Linked DNA regions of Homo sapiens: region 2 is linked to region 1. A link is an interaction called in ENCODE POLR2A ChIA-PET data of the cell type or tissue named here. Cell type or tissue: PC-3. All regions are shown on one strand.

Region 1 (5,000 bases):
GTGGCAAGAAGGACGTCTATTGCGACTGTTTTTCCAAAGCAGGTGCTCATTTGTGTCTTAGTGTCACATTTTGGTAATTCTTAAAATGTTTCAAACTTTTTCACTATTATATGTTATGTTGATCTGTGATCAGTGATCTTTAATGTTACTATTGCAATTGTTTTGGGGTGCCATGAACTGCATCTGAAGAAGACTGCAAGCTTAATCGATAAATGTAGTGTATGTTCTGACTGCTTCATTGACTGGCTGGTTCTGTTTCTCTTCCTCTCCTTGGGGCTTCCTATTTCTGCAGACACAACACTATTAAAATTGGGCCAATTAATAACCCTACAGTGGCCTCTAAATGGTCAAGTGAAAGGAAAAGTCACATGTCTCTCACATTAAGTCAAAAGCTAGAAATGATTAAGCTTAGGGAGGCATGGTGAAAGCCAAAATAGGCTGAAAGCTAGGTCTCTTGCACCAAACAGCAAAGTTGTGAATGCAAAGGAAGAGTTGTTGAAGGAAATTGAAAGTGCTACTCCATTGAACACATGAATGATTAATAAAGTGAAACACCCTTATTGCTGATATAGAGAAAATTTGAGTGGTCTGGATTGAAGATTAAACCAGGGATAACATTCCCTTAAGCCAAAGCCTATCCAAAGCAAGGCCCTAACTCTCTTCTATTCTGTGAAGGCTGATAGAGGTGAGGAAGCTCCAGAAGAAAAGTTGGAAGCTACCAGAGATTGATTCATAAGATTTAAGGAAAGATGCTATCTCCATAACATAAAAGTGTACGGTGAAGCAAAGAAACTGTAGCAAGTTACCCAGAACATCTAGCTAGTTTTCCAGAAGATAACTAGCAAGTTATCCAGAAGATAAGTATTGAAGGTGCTAAACAACAGATTTTCAGTGTAAAGAAAACATCCTTCTATCTGAAAATATTATCTAGGACTTTCATGGCAAGAGTTAATGCTTGGCTTCGAAGCTTCAAAGGTCAGGCTGACTGACTCTTTTCAGGGGCTAATGCAGCTGGTGACTTTAGGTTGAAACCAATTATCGTTGACTATTCTGAAAATCCTAGGAGCATCAGAATTATGCCAAATCTACTGTGCCTGTGCTCTGTCAATGGAACTACAAAGCCTGCATGATAGCCCATCTGTTTACAGCATGGTTTACTGAATATTTTAAGGCCACTGTTGAAACCTACTGCTCAGAACAAACAATTCCTTTGAAAATGTTACTGATCACTGACAATGCACCTCTACAATCAAGAGCTCAGATAGAGATGTACAAGGAGATTGTTGTTTTCATGCCAGCTAACACAGCTTATATTCTGCAGCCCATGGATCAAGGAGTAATTTTGACTTTCAAATCCTTAGTTAAGAAATAATTTCATAATGTTATGTTTGCAAAAAATAGTGACTTATGGATCTGGGCAAGGTACATTGAAAACCCTTTGGAAAGGATTTATCATTCTAGAGGCCATTAAGAACATTTGTGATTCATGGGCAGAGGCCAAAATAACAACATTAACAGAAGTTTGGAAGAAGCTGATTCCAACTCTTTTGGATAACTTTGAGGGGCTCAAGACTACAAGATGACTTTGAGGAGGAGGTAGCTGCAGATGTGGTACAAGTAGCAGGAGAACTAAATTTGGAAGTGGAGCTTGAAGATGTGACTGAATTACTCCACTTTTGTGATGAAACTGGAGCGAAAGAGGAGTTGCTTGTTACGGATGAGAAAAGAAAGTGGTCTCTTGAGATAGAATCTACTCCTGTGAAGATCCTGTGATCGCTACTGAAATGAAAACAAATAATTTAGAATATTCTATAAACTTAACTTGATAAAGCAGCAAGAGGGTTTGGGAGGAATGCTTCCAGTTTTGAAAGAAGTTCAACTGTGGGTAAAATGGTATCAAACAGCATTATAGGGAATTTCTTTTGTGAAAGAAGAGTCAATTGATGCAGCAGACTTCATTTTTAAGAAATTGCCACAACCACCCCAACCTTTGGCAACCACTGCCCTAATCACTTAGCAGACATCAGTATCAAGGCAAGACCCTTCACCAGCGTAAAGATTATGACTCACTGACGTCCTAGATGATTGTTATTTTTTTTTTTTTTTCTCCCTCCGGAGTCAGGGTCTTGCGCTGTGGCTGAGGCTGGAGTACAGTGGTTCAACTGTAGCTCACTGCAACCTTGAGCTCCTGGGCTCAAGCAATCCTCCTGCCTCAGGCTCCCCAGTAGCTAGGACTGCAGGTGTACACCACCGTGCCTAGCTAATATTTTTTGTAGAGATAGAGTCTTGCTCTGTTGCCCAGGCTAGTCTTGAATTCCAAGGCAGAAGCCTTGGTCTCCCAAAATGCTGGGATTACAGTTGTGAGCCACTTTGGTTGCCCCAACAGTTTTTAGTAATAAAATATTTTTAAATTAACACGTGTACATTGTTAGACATAATGCTATTACACACTTAGTAGACTACAGTATAGTTGTAAACATAACTTATACGTGCACTGCGAAACCAAAAAATTCATATGGCTGGCTTTATTGTGGTGGTCTGGAGCCAAATCTGAAATACCTCCAAGGTATGCCTATATTTTCCTTCATTCCCGCATGCTTTCCTAGTAGAATTTAAGGTCTATGAGAACAGAGATTTTTGTTTGCATTGTTTTTTCCCAGTGCTTAGAACAGTACCTGACATTAGATATTCAATAAATATTGATTGAATGAATGATTCTCTGCTTTCCAGCAAGAAATACCTACTTTACCCTTGCCTGTATTGTTACTAAGGTCTTACACTTTAATGTGCTCCTTCCTATCACCATGTCAGTCTTCCTCTCTGCCTATCTAAATACTATTTTAACATCCATCTTGTTTCACTTTTTGAGTAATTTTTTTTTTATTACCGCAGAGTAATTGGAAGAGAAGTTAGCCAGAACATATAACATACACACACATATATAAATATATATATGTTTTATATATGTGTATTTTTTAAATAACATGGGTGAGTGCTTTTTAGACCATGGCTAGGATCTTTTTTCAGGATCAGAGGTGCCTTTGCCTCCAGATGACGGATCCTGCCATATAGTTCCATTGCTGTATCCTCAATTCTAATTCCCCTTGGCTCTTTGAGTTAGTGATTTTAATTTTATTTGACCCCAAATTAAATCATACATTTCCCCATACTGAATTTGTACTTAGAATTTTCTAATTTAAGTTTTGATCAAGACCATCCTGGCTAACACGGTGAAACCCTGTCTCTACTAAAAATACAAAAAATTAGCTGGGTGTGGTGACATGCCCCTGTAGTCCCAGCTACTCTGGAGGCTGAGGCAGGAGAATCGCTTGAACCTGGGAGGTGGAGGTTGCAGTGAGCCGAGATTGCACCACTGCACTCCAGACTGGGAGACAGAACGAGATTCCATCTCAAAAAAAAAGAAAAACAAATAGTATGTGGCATCTAATAAACTTGCAGTATGTGTTATAAGACTGCTTTAAGAATTACTTGAGATATGTAATGTGCCTTGCTCTTGTGTTAGTTTTATAACTGAACAAACCTCCAATTGGTTTTGCAGAAGTGCCTATAATGCTTTGAATACTTCAGAAATAATTGATGCTGATTATAAAGCAATTTGATTGATTGCTACACAGAAACTATTAAGTGCTATTTGTAGTCTATTATTTTGGAGCATGGGGTGATGAAAAGTTGGTTTTAGTAGAAGTTTGGGGAATAATAAAACTCACTCATTCTTCAAGCAGGGTTTTAACTATTAGTACAAAAGCAATACTATCTTTTTACTAATCGCCAAATTGATTAGTTAGCAAATCACCTCATCTTCCAATGAGGTGACCCTGTGTACCCACACTCAGGCTAAGATGCTGGCAAAGGCTAAGAAACAGCAGAGTCCTAGCTAGCTTTGCTTACTTCCTGGAACTGTTAACACTTTTTGAGGCAAGCATTAGACAAAAAGGGTCCTTTTGAGACAATATACCCCATAATAAAAATGCCTTACATTTTTGAGCACTATATTTTAAGCACTGTTTTTTATACATATTCATTCATTTAATTTTCTCAACAACTTTACCAAGGTGACACTACAATGATGCCTATTTCAAAGATAAGGCAACTGAGAGCTGAGAGGTTAATAACTTAAATCATCCTCAATTCTTCTCTTTTTTTCTTCCTGTACTTTATATCTAACCTGTCAGGAAGATCATACTGACTCTGTCTTCAAAGTATGTCTAGAATATGACCACCACCAGAATCTGCCTTCATCTCCTAGTTTCTAGCTTTGTCCCCTTATGCTGCATGCTGCGCAGCAGTCACTGGGATCCATTTAAAATGTCAGATCGTGTTACTCCTCTGTTTTAATACTTGAAAATGTTCTCCATTTCTTTCAGAATAAAAGCCAAAGTCCTTAGAATGGCATACAAGACCCAACAGTGGCAGTCCATTAATTTTCTGAACTCGTCTCTTCCTACTATCCTCCTGCCACTCTTTTTCACTCATACTTGCTTCTGTATTATTATTTGTAAATAAGCCAGACTCTTTCCTTCCTTAGGATCTTTGCTGTAGCTGTTCACTGTGTCCAAAATTGTTTTCTCTTGGATATCCACTAGCCTCACTCTTACATCTTTCAAGTTTTTGCTCAAAATTTAGCAAATTAGCAAATGACACTTTACCTAGACACCTTAATTAACACTGCAACTTGCTCAACCCTGCGGAGCACTTACCTTCTAACATGTAGTACAATTTATTTATTTATGTTTATTTTTAATCTTTCCCTGGTTAGAATACAAGTTCCATGAGGATAGGGGTCTTTGATTTGTTCACTGATGTATCTCAAGAACTACAACAGTGCCTGAGACTCAACATTTATTGAATTAATATATTAAATGGCGTTTTCCTACATTAAGTGACAAAGCTAGGATCTGCAAGTTAAGTCTGTCTTCAGGAGCTTACACATGTAACTTCTAGGGAAGAGCTTGGTTCAATGGCTGTTAGACTCTAACCAA
Region 2 (5,000 bases), 230 kb before region 1:
GGGAGAGTATATTAGGCAAACTCTGACTTCTGTACTTGCCTTAGGCTCCTATTAAAGGTCAAACAAGTATAGAATTAGGTTGATGGTTCAAAACTATAGAAACTTTTCTAAGTACCACGATTAGAAAAGAGCAAACAGAAATTTTCTCTAAATTGGAAGATGCTATTTTGTGTCACTGTCACCCGAATTCTTAGAGCAAATCCTACTGGAAGATGAGGGCAGTTATTTAATATGTTGTATCAGCCAGGTGCCGTGACTCATGTCTGTAATCCCAACACTTTGGGAGGCTGAGGCAGTAGGATTACTTGAGCCCAGAAGTTCAAGACCAGCCTGGGCAACATGAGACCCTGTCTCTACAAAACATTAAAAAATTAGTTGGGCACGGTGGTGTGCACCTGTCCCAACTATTCAGGAGGCTGAGGCAGGAGGACCACTTAAGCCCAGGAGTTTGAGGCTGCAGTCAGCCATGATTGCACCACTGCACTCCAGCATGGGCAATAGAGCAAGACCCTGTCTCAAAATAACAATAACAATAATAATAAAATGTTGTATGAAATATTTTTGGAAGGAATGGAAGAAGGGAAGGAGTTACTTTATAAGCCTCATAGTTTCTCTAAGACACAAGAATATTTATCCTAACACATAAAATAACTACAATCAGAATCTTCATAAAAAGGGCCTGTCCTAGGCAACATTGCTAAGTCACAAATTTACCTTCTAACACTCTTTACCACCCTCTCTACACACACTTCATCAGTGGCCTTTCCCCTACTAGGATCTTTTCCCTGTAAGATATGATTTCTACCACATGTCAACTAAGATGATAAGTAAAATGTCTATTAATATAGCTTGGTGGTTACTTAGGCATTGACATTTTATTTTTGGACATTTGAATACAAAATGGCCCACAGATCCAAAGGCAGGAAGCTGTAATTCGCTCACACACTATAGCAGACATTATCAGTGCCCTGCTCATGGCCCCTCAGCACTTGCAGGTTTTATACCGTCTACAGCTTCTCACTGCAAACACCTCGGACTGTCTGCCTAAAGGCTTTCTGTCCTATAGGAGTGAGCTCAGGAAGGAAGTAATAGACAGTTGACTGTCCTCAGCAGCAGCCTTCACCCAATAAAATATGGGAGTTCAACATCATTGCTCAGAGATCCCCAGTAGAAATGAGCCCCATTGGCCCACAGTGGTAAACTACTCATTAGGGTCCCCTTTTCTGTATTCCTTTCTCCTTTTTTCTTGTCTCACTTCACTCTTCTAATGGGGCTTCCTGGGCTTACCTTCCAAATAAACTACTTGTACTTGAACCCTTATTTTAGGGTCTGCTTTCAATGGAACACAACCTAAGATACTCATTCATTCTTTACATAAGAACATTTATTTAGCTTATTCTAGGGACTGAGAAATGTAACTGGCAATGAGAATGGAATATGGATCTTAAGAAGAAGTAAGTGAATATTGTCAACCAGGGAGCTGTGTTTTGCATTCCTCAAACTTACCTCATACAAAAGACCACATCCTCCATCGCCTTCTATAACTAGCTCTGTTCATTATTGCTCATGCTTTTCTTCAGTCAAAATTAGTCATATACTGAAGATTACTTTGAGCTGCAAGAATTGTTTTTAAATCAAGTCATGTTTGGTTCTCATCTCTCTCAGCACCTTTAATACTTCAACCCACTCATTCAATTTGACCATTTTAATTCTTATTTTCTCTTTCACCTCTGCAACATTCTTTTGGCTGTTCTTAATGCAAAGCAATGTATCACATCACAGTAGCCAATATGACTCTGTCCCTGTTTTCTCATATCCAAAAATTCCTTTATTCATCTTCATGCTTTCCCCAAGGAAGTAAAAAGCAGTTTCCCAATATTTAGCCACCTTTAAATGTTTCATCCCAGTTCCAGCATATCATAATATTACAATTTAATACACAAACAGTCTGGAGTTAGAGATTATTATCTTTTGTTTCACAGATTAGAAAACTGTGACTTTTTGCCTCTAAAGTTATGACATTTCTACGTATTCTACTGTACTCATCCCATGATCATACACAAAGAACTTAAATGCATTTTTTCATGCTCTTCTTGCTCATTCCTGAGAGTCTGTAAAATGCTCAGCATCCAAATATTTATACTGGCATTTGAAGAATCATATGCTTATATTTGATTAACACTGACCAATTGTTAAGAATATCTTCAAATGATATTTTTATTGATGAGCTATATTTCTTGTGAGTCAGACTTATTAAAGAAGTCTCTTTTCTAAATTCAGGTAATAATTCATGCAAAAAATACCTTTCTTTAAACAAAATACTTTTTACCTGGGAAATGTTCCAATGGCTCATCTGCCAGTTAACGTCTCTGTTTCCGCCACTAAAATTTCCCTTCAAGTATCTGCATTCTTGGCATCCTGACAAGGCCACCTCCTCCATCTGTGAGTTCATGCATCACACTGGTACCTGAGGAAATGCTTATGTAGTAATTTTTTCTTTGAGAAAAACACTTTGCTTTTAGCTTGTACTTTTGCAGGTTATTTATTTTCAGAGATTCCCCAAAATAGTACATATTTTAACCTTTCTACTTGTAAGGATGTTACCCACTGGCAAGCCAGTGGTACCAAAAGAAAAAGACCCTAAGGGAATGTGCTGAGCCTGTCAGGTATGGGATATCTAGCACATTCCAAGGAGGAAAGGCTAGTGGACATCTTGTTTCAGGTCCAAATCTTGTCTCTGTAAGTAGTAGTCATTTTGCCAAAGTGATTATTTGAAAATACTCCAGTTCAATTCACTAGTAACAAACCCATCATATTGTGTAGATTTAAGTTCATGCTTTATTTCAGCTGTGTGAAGATACTGCAACAGCTTTGAAAAAGCAAATAGCCAAAGTAAAAATGGAGGAGAAAATGGAAAGAATAGGCACTTAAGTTTTTCATAAATCTAAAAGGATCCCAGATAATGAAGAATTCGATTTATTTGCTTCCTAGATTTGGTGCTCAAAATGACTGGAAACAGGAGAACATCTGTCTGTGATTCAGTAGTTCCAGATTAAAGGAAGGCACTTCCTTTAGAAATGATCATTCAAAATGATTCAGAAAAGAATGGAATATTTTTAGTAAGTCATTTACTCAAAACACTTTGGTGGGACTGCTGGAAGAGCAAATATCAATTTATTCCCAGAGGACATGGCTAAATAGTCAGGAATGAAATAAAGACTATGCCATTTGAGACTAAATATGAAAACAAGAGCAAGGAGTAACATAAGAACATGTTTTTGCCTCACAAATAAAAACCATCCAAAGGGAAGCCAGGATTGAACAGTAGAGTAAATATAAGAAATAAGTAAGAACTGAGAGCAGGCATATATGGTCACTAATCTACTAAGGGAAGACTCTCTATTATTGCTATATAGGGTAGACATATGACCTTTAAATTTTTATTAACAGAATCAGAAGAGAGCCTCATGCAGGAAATACACACTGTAGGCCATATCCAACTTTCCTTTCTCCCAGTACCATTTTAGCAAGTCGCTAAGATGTTTTTACTTTAAAAGTTCTTTTTTGTTCGTTTGTTTGTTTGTTTGTGACAGTCTTGCTCTGTCGCCAGGGCTGGAGTGCAGTGGTGTGATCTCGGCTCACTGCAACCTCCGCCTCTCAGGTTCAAGCGATTCTCCTGCCTCAGCCTCCCAAGTAGCTGGGACTACAGGCGTGCGCCACTATGCCTAGCTGATTTTTTTTTATATTTTTAGTAGAGATGGGGTTTCACCATGTAGGTTGGCCAGGATGGTCTCGATCTCTTGGCCTCGTGATCCACCCGCCTCGGCCTCCCGAAGTGCTGGGATTACAGGTGTGAGCCACCACGCCTGGCCTGAAAGTCCTTCTTAATGGCTTAGTATTATTTAGAATAATGGCTAGTGTTGTTCATGAAATGAAGTACCCTCCACAAAATCAATAGCTATCAACACAAGCAAACGCTGCTATAACTTGGAATAAACAGAGAAAATGGGAAATAGTGAGACCTTGTTTCTAAAAATCATTTTTAGATAGGAGAAATTTCTGTCAGCAAAAATAATGACTCATGCCTCTAGAACTCTGAGAAAATGCTAAAATCAATGGCATAATTTTCAAAGTTAATAAATTTCCAATTATAAAAATAATATAAACAGATGCTGGCAAAGCTGCAGAAAAAAAGGGAATGCTTATGCACTGTTGGTGGGAATGTAAATTAGTTCAGCCACTATGGAAAGCAGTTTGGAGATTTCTCAAAGAACTTAAAACATAGCTACCATTTGACCCAGCAATCCCATTACTGGGTATATATCCAAAAGAAAAATCGTCTACCAAAAAGACACATTCACTCATAGGGTCATCGCAGCACTGTTCACAATAACAAAGACATGGAATCAACCTAGATTCCCATCAACAGTGGATTGGATAAAGAAAATGTGGTACATATGTATCATGGGATACTACCTAGCCATAAAAAAGAATGAAATCACATCCTTTGAAGCAAAATGCATGCAGCTGGAGGCCATCATCCTAAGCAAATTAACACAGGAACCAAAAAACAAATATCGCATGTTCTCACTTATAAGTGAAAGCTAAACATTGAGTACTCATGTACATAAAGAGGAAAATAATAAACACTGGGGATACTAGACTCGGGAGGGAGGAAGGGAAGCAAGGATTGTAAAATTAACTATTGGGTACTATTCTCAGTAGTTGTGTGATGGGATCATCATACCCTAAACCTCAGCATCACACCCAGGTAACAAACCTGCACATGTACCCCCTGAATTGAAAATAAAAGTTGAAATTATTTTTAAAAATAGTAGTAGGTATAAACTAGAAAACAGTAAACAAATGTTTAAAAAATTTACATTTCAGCAACAGTCACCATTCATATTTTGAAAAATTTTCTTCTAGTTTTCCTCACCATATTTTGATACCATAACTGAGATTTCATTGTAAGCATTGTTTTGCATCCCGCCTTTTTC

Evidence for each region. ChIA-PET counts read pairs that join two places held together with the same protein. Peaks named below come from ENCODE experiments on the same cell type or tissue, not always from the same donor. Only the 100,000 strongest peaks of a DNase experiment are listed, where the experiment ranks them.
Region 2: POLR2A ChIA-PET joins it to region 1 with 17 read pairs; 3 of 35 experiments call an interaction of 5 or more read pairs at or near these places.

What each region holds. Positions count from the first base shown.
Region 1 is chr5:87,354,293-87,359,292 of GRCh38, forward strand. All of the region lies in intron 9 of RASA1 (RAS p21 protein activator 1), which reads left to right. It also overlaps a transcript of CCNH not described here. Among named protein-coding and RNA genes, the nearest start is that of CCNH, 56 kb to the right of the region's middle. In PC-3, no CTCF peak of the experiment used is centred here; no DNase peak of the experiment used is centred here.
Region 2 is chr5:87,126,079-87,131,078 of GRCh38, forward strand. The region is part of intron 1 of LOC101929380 (a long non-coding RNA gene); the gene reads left to right. Among named protein-coding and RNA genes, the nearest start is that of MIR4280HG, 6.4 kb to the left of the region's middle. In PC-3, no CTCF peak of the experiment used is centred here; DNase peaks (open chromatin) are centred at 1,543 and 2,403; H3K4me3 peaks cover 449 bases; H3K27ac peaks cover 1,892 bases.